2 separate regions of the Homo sapiens genome follow, and region 1 is linked to region 2. A link is a contact called in ENCODE Hi-C data. All regions are on one chromosome and are shown on one strand. Each heading gives the region's core, a stretch centred on a gene start or an enhancer-like site at or near the end of the contact. The rest is flanking DNA. Distances are from core to core; before and after follow the strand shown. Region 1 holds the start of TMEM184B (transmembrane protein 184B). Region 2 holds the start of CBX6 (chromobox 6).

The links. A loop is a pair of places that touch in the nucleus more often than their neighbours do. Pooled maps may share reads with other maps.
Region 1: a pooled map shows a loop between it and region 2 (4-fold over the local background). The contact joins the promoter of TMEM184B here to the promoter of CBX6 in region 2. A Hi-C loop is called at or near these places in 5 of 50 pooled maps.

What each region holds. Positions count from the first base shown.
Region 1 is chr22:38,271,610-38,274,309 of GRCh38, forward strand. It overlaps TMEM184B (transmembrane protein 184B), which reads right to left and starts at 1,401. Exons shown (of 9, transcript NM_012264.5): 1 at 1,275-1,401. RefSeq lists an enhancer at 152-861 and a silencer at 924-1,553.
Region 2 is chr22:38,870,965-38,873,664 of GRCh38, forward strand. It overlaps CBX6 (chromobox 6), which reads right to left and starts at 1,252. Exons shown (of 5, transcript NM_014292.5): 1 at 1,158-1,252; 2 at 938-981; 3 at 728-793; 4 at 516-582. The coding sequence starts at 1,226. RefSeq lists silencers at 874-923, 1,024-1,173, 1,204-1,463 and enhancers at 1,458-2,008, 2,009-2,558, 2,395-2,700.

The sequences.
Region 1 (2,700 bases), core at 151-2,650, 600 kb before region 2:
TACTCCTTCTACTCCTTTGTTTGGTATTTTTCACATCATCGTGATCACCTGTTTCCAAATCTGATTCCCCCATGCTTGAGAGCTCCTTGATGGCTTGGGCATCAAATGTTTCTGTCCAGGTGGGCACACATACCTGGCTGCTGGGGCTCTCCCACCCCAGCGTCCCAGGTCCCAACTCTGATACGCACAGCACCCTAGGCAAGGTTCAGAGGTGCAGAGCCTAGGGGTTCTACCAAGGAAGCTAAATAGGTAGATGGAAAGGGACACTGTAGGCATAACCTGTCAACGAAGTCACACCTCTGAGACCTGCGCTGCCTCTGCAGGTGCAGGTGAGCTTGTTTGCCTGGCTGACTCTGCAGCGCAGGGCCTCCAGGGCACAGATTGCTGCTTCTTTCCTTACAAAAGCACCAGCAGTCAGATAAATAATACATGGCCTTCACCTCACCACAGGTATCAGGCATGCAAATACCTGCTTTGCCCCAAAATGCCCTGGAAAGGAGGGAGGAGTAAAACGTCTGGCCTTATACAACACCTCCAGAGGGGATATGTATTGGGAATCCATGCCCAACCCCCAGCATAACTGCCTTGCCTTGGCCTGGAGCCACCCAGCACTGGAGGTAAGTGGATCCAAGCGAGGTACCAAGGGTGTGCCCAGGAGGAAATGTACAATTCACGGGAAGGATACAGACACCCAAAACCAGTCTCCACGGTCCCTTTGGGGGCAAACATCTTTCGAGCCCCAGGTCCCAGTCGATCCCCTTCCAAACCTGCGGACCTGTGTGGCGGGCGTGTACACCCTCCACTCACGACGCAGCCCCGAAAGCCCCCCGCCGACCACCCTCCCAGGTCACTGCCACCCGCACAGGGCACGGACGCCTCCCCCACTCACTCGGCCGTGCCAGTCGCCAGCACACCCACCCGGGAGCACACAATCCCTCTTGCAAAGCGCCTTGGTCCATCCGCCTCCCTCTCCCGGGGCCGCCCCCCGGACAGGTCCGATTACACTCCAGGAGCTGCCCCCGCCACGTTGGCGTGGAAAGGGAGCGGGCACACCCACGGGCGACCTCGCGGGGCGGAGAGGAGGCACGGGTGGGGAGACGGATGCCCCCTCCCTCCGCGGCCGCACCGGCCTCCGTAGTGCCCTCCCCGCCCGGGAGCCGGCGGCCGAAGCCGGGCGTCCCTCGCGCGGGCCTCTCCGAAACAAGCAGCCCCCCGCGCTCGGGAGTCGCAGCTCCCCCTTGGGGCTCCCGGGCGAGGCCGGCCAGGCGGGATACCTCAGGAGCCCATGGCGGTGGCGGCGTCTGCGGACGATGCGCGGCAGCCGGACTCTGCGGGCGGGGCGGGCGGCGCCGCAGCCCCGGAGTCTCCGCCGCCGCCGGCGCGTCCCGGGCCCAGTGGAGTGCAGCCGCGGCGCGCATGCGCTCTGGGCTCGCCGCCGGGGAGGGCGGGGCGGCGGACGCGGCTGAGATCACTGCCTGGGCCTTAAAGGGGCCGCGCCCCGAACCCCAGCCCGCCGCCCCGAACCCCAGCCCGCCGCCCCGCGGGTTGGGGCGCGACCCGGGTTCTCTTGCCACTCACAAAACCAGCTACGACCGGCCCCCAACCGCGAGAGCTTTCTGGGCTGCGATCTCTGCCCCTGACCCTCGCTGGTGCTTCACTTCTTTTAACCCTAATTTCCTCCATTTGAGCCTGTTTTGAAGATGAAACGAAATACAATGGCTATTTGTTGAGTGAAGGATGCGTGTGGAATTGTGGAATGAACGTGGACCGAGTGTTGTGTGCAATTAGGCCAGATGAAATGGCAAAGCACTGAAAGAGGCCTTTTTTTCCCACTCCGCTTAGCAGCGATTCTTTCTTGCCCCGTCTGGCTCTAGGCTGCCGAACTAGCAAAAGTCTTCAGATAGGGTTCAAGCCGCCTAGTCCATTTCTGTTTGCCGGTCCAGACATCACCTAGGTTAACTGAACAAGATAAAATGCAATTAAGTTCTGGCATTGATGTGCTCAAGATCCCCAAATGTATTTATGTCTCCAGACTCCTCGCCTGAACTGTCTACCCAACACCTCTTCCTTGGAGCTCCAGCAGGCATCTCAAAGTCAGCGTGTCTGAGCTGAGCCAACCCCACTTCCACACACAAAAACCTGCTCCCTCTCAGCTTTGCCTCCATCAGCTGTTGACAATTCCATCCTTCCAGTCCCCAGGCCAGAACTCGGAGTCAGCTGTGAATGAATGCCCCCCTTCTGCCCGCTACCCAATAAGGCAGGCAGGAGATCCTGTTGGCTCTACCTGCAAAATAGATCTAGACTCAGATGTCTGCCACTCCTCCTCCAGTGCTACCACCCTGGTCCAGTATTTGCACAGGATTATTGCAGAGTTCTGCTAACCCCTCTCCCTTGTTCCAGCCTTGCCCTCTGATCCATTCTATCAATTCAGGGGTGAGGGAGATCCTTTTTTTTTTTTCTCTTTTTTCTTTTTGAGACAAAGTCTCGCTCTTTGTCTCAAAGTTGCCCAGGCTGGAGTGCAGTGGCGCGATCTCGGCTCACTGCAAGCTCCGCCTCCCGGGTTCACGCCATTCTCCTGCCTCAGCCTCCCGAGTAGCTGGGACTACAGGCGCCCGCCACCATGCCCAGCTAATTTTTTGTATTTTTAGTAGAGACGGGGTTTCACCGCGTTAGCCAGGATGGTCTTGATCTCCTGACCTT
Region 2 (2,700 bases), core at 2-2,501:
GAGGTCAAATTCAAGTTGGATCCCCAAGAAAGGAGGGGAGCCATGAAGAACAAATCCTGAAAGACTGAACGGGGGAAGCTGGGGGCAGGGAGGCAGGTGGTCCCCCAAATCCTCTCCTTGTGCCCTGCCAGGAGGTGGGACCCCACTCACTCTCCCCCTGGGTTCCAACTCCCAGCACAGTCATAACAGCTCAAACAAATGCCCCCTTCCCATGGGCATCCCCCACCTGCCTCAGCCACCCCCTTTCCTGGAGCCCTAAAGGCATCCCCAGCCCCTGGTTTCAACAGGGAGGATTATCCCCAGTCCCAAAACCCTCTTGTTGAAGCTGATGCTGGCTGAGGCCTGCCATCAGGGGCTTCTGGGGGGGCTCACAACCACCCCCTGCCCAGCTGGGGCCCCTCTGAAAAGGCCGGCCCGCTTGGGCGGCCGCGTATCTGTCCCTCCCTTCCAGGCCCCGTGCTGTGCCGGGGCTGGGGGCCCGAGAGGGGGATGCTGCTGGGGCTGGGCCAGGTTACCTTCAGGAGGAAAGTTTTGGGTTTGGGTCCCCTCTTCTTGGGCCCATACAGCTCACGCTCCCTCTCCCTGCGGCCGAAAAACACCAGAGGTTAAAAAGAGCCCCTTCCCGGGCCCCACTCCGCGCTGCCCTCCCCGGCTCTCCCGCTTCCCCGCGCGGCGCCCCAGCCGAGCCTCGGCCTCGCAGCCCCTGCCAGCTTCCCCAACAACTCACTTTTGTTCGAAGGCTGCAATGAGCCGCGAGTCCAGGATGTTCTCCTCGGGCTCCCAAGTGCTGTACCTGCCGAGTCACAAACGCACAAAATCAGGATGAAGACCAGAGAGGGACAGGCACGCGGCGAGAGCAAGAGCGCGCACCCCCACCCCAGGCCCCGGTGCCCGCTGCCTCCCCTCCCGCGACGCCCCCGGACCCCGCGACACTCACTTGATCGCCCACCCCTTCCATTTCACCAGGTACTCGATGCGTCCCTGAAAAACAGAGGGGAGAAAAACGGGGGTGGGGGTGGGGAGGATGCGGGGACGCGAGGAGGCGGCGGCGCGGGGCTGGGCGAGGGAGCCGGGCTAGCGGGACCGCTTCGCCCCGAGGGCCCCCGGCCCCGGCCCCGGCTGCGGACAGCGGCGGCCCGCCCCGGGCGGCGGCTCACCTTTCGGATCCGCCGTTTGATGATGGATTCGGCCGCGAAGACCCGCTCGCCCACTGCAGACAGCTCCATCTTGCTCAGCGGCACCCACAGCCCATAATACTCCCTGCGCCCGCGGCCGGTGCGGCACCGCTCGCGCACGCGCCGCAGCGCCCAGGCCCCGGCGGGCGGGAGCGCGGCGGGGCGCGCGCTCGCGTTCCAGCTGCGGGCCGTCACGTGATCCTCGCGGCTGGCGCGCGGTTGCCAGGACCTCCCCCTCCCCCGGGGCGGTTGCTAGGGAAAGTCGGCGCTCGCGGGGCGGGGGCGCGCGCTGGCTCTTAAAGGGGCCGCGCGGGCGGAGGGAGCAATTGCCGGCCGACCCGATGGGTGCCCGGCTTGTGGGCACGCTGCGGCCTTACGCTTATCACCCCCCCTCACATCTTGCCGGCGCCCGATCGCTGACACCCTCTCCTTGCCTCTTAATCCCCACGCGAGTCTCGCCAGGCCCCGGGCGGAGAAGGGCTGTGGAGCCCGAGTCTCGCCGCCACCGCGCATCTCCCGCAGCAGCCTGCAAACAGTTAAATATGATGCAGCAGAAATGCAGTTGCTGTTGCCTTGCCAGGCCTTGCGGGAATTTCTTTAAAACATCGCCCCCCACCCATTATTTATGTATTCGTGGGAGGGTGGTTTTGTAACCAGTTCAGAAGAGTTAAAACAAAAACGCCACCGCAGGAAGGGGGTGTGCGGCGAATGGGGCCGAGGAAGGCCGGAGTGACCGTGGGCATCTGTCTGCGGCCGGGGTCTCGGGCGGCACCTGTCCTCGCCCAGGAGACCGGGGAGGATTCGGCGGGGCCGGTGTGGCAGTGGGGGAGGGAGAGGGACCGCGGGCAGGAACGGGCTCCCCGCACTCCGCCTTGGGCCCACAGCGGGTCATCATCTGGTCATTCGGCAGAAACCGCCTTCGCGGTCATATCTGTGTTTTCCGATTCCCAGCACCCCTCCCGGCCCCCCGACCTGGCCGCGTCCCTCTCCCCGCCCGCAGCTGCGCGAAGCTTCCGCCATTGCTCTGGGGAGCCCAGATCCCAGCTTCCCACTTGAGGAGGGGCGGGGGATCGAGCTGGGGCTGTCCAGGAACGGACACACAAAAAATAGCCCTGCCGCGCAAAACGCTCCACTTTTTAAATGTTGAAATTACTTGAACTTTATTTCCCATTATGTTAGTAGTCTTGTTCTTTGTAAAACAATTTTAAAAATACAGATAAAACAACTGTCCATAACCCCCATAAAACCATTGTTAACATCTTCACCAATCTTCCAGCCTCTGCTCTATGCGTACATAAACTCACGTACACCTATGTATGTATGTATATACATACACATACACATTGTCTGTAGATTTAATTTTTTAACAAAATGGGATCACGCTATTCACACTGTTCTGGAATCTGCTTTTCTCCCTTAATGCTATAAAGTGGACATCTTTCAGTGTCATTAAATACAGATTTCACCATCCTTCCAGTGACCACCTTGGGGCTGAGATGGGGTGGGGAGGAATGGGGATTGTGAA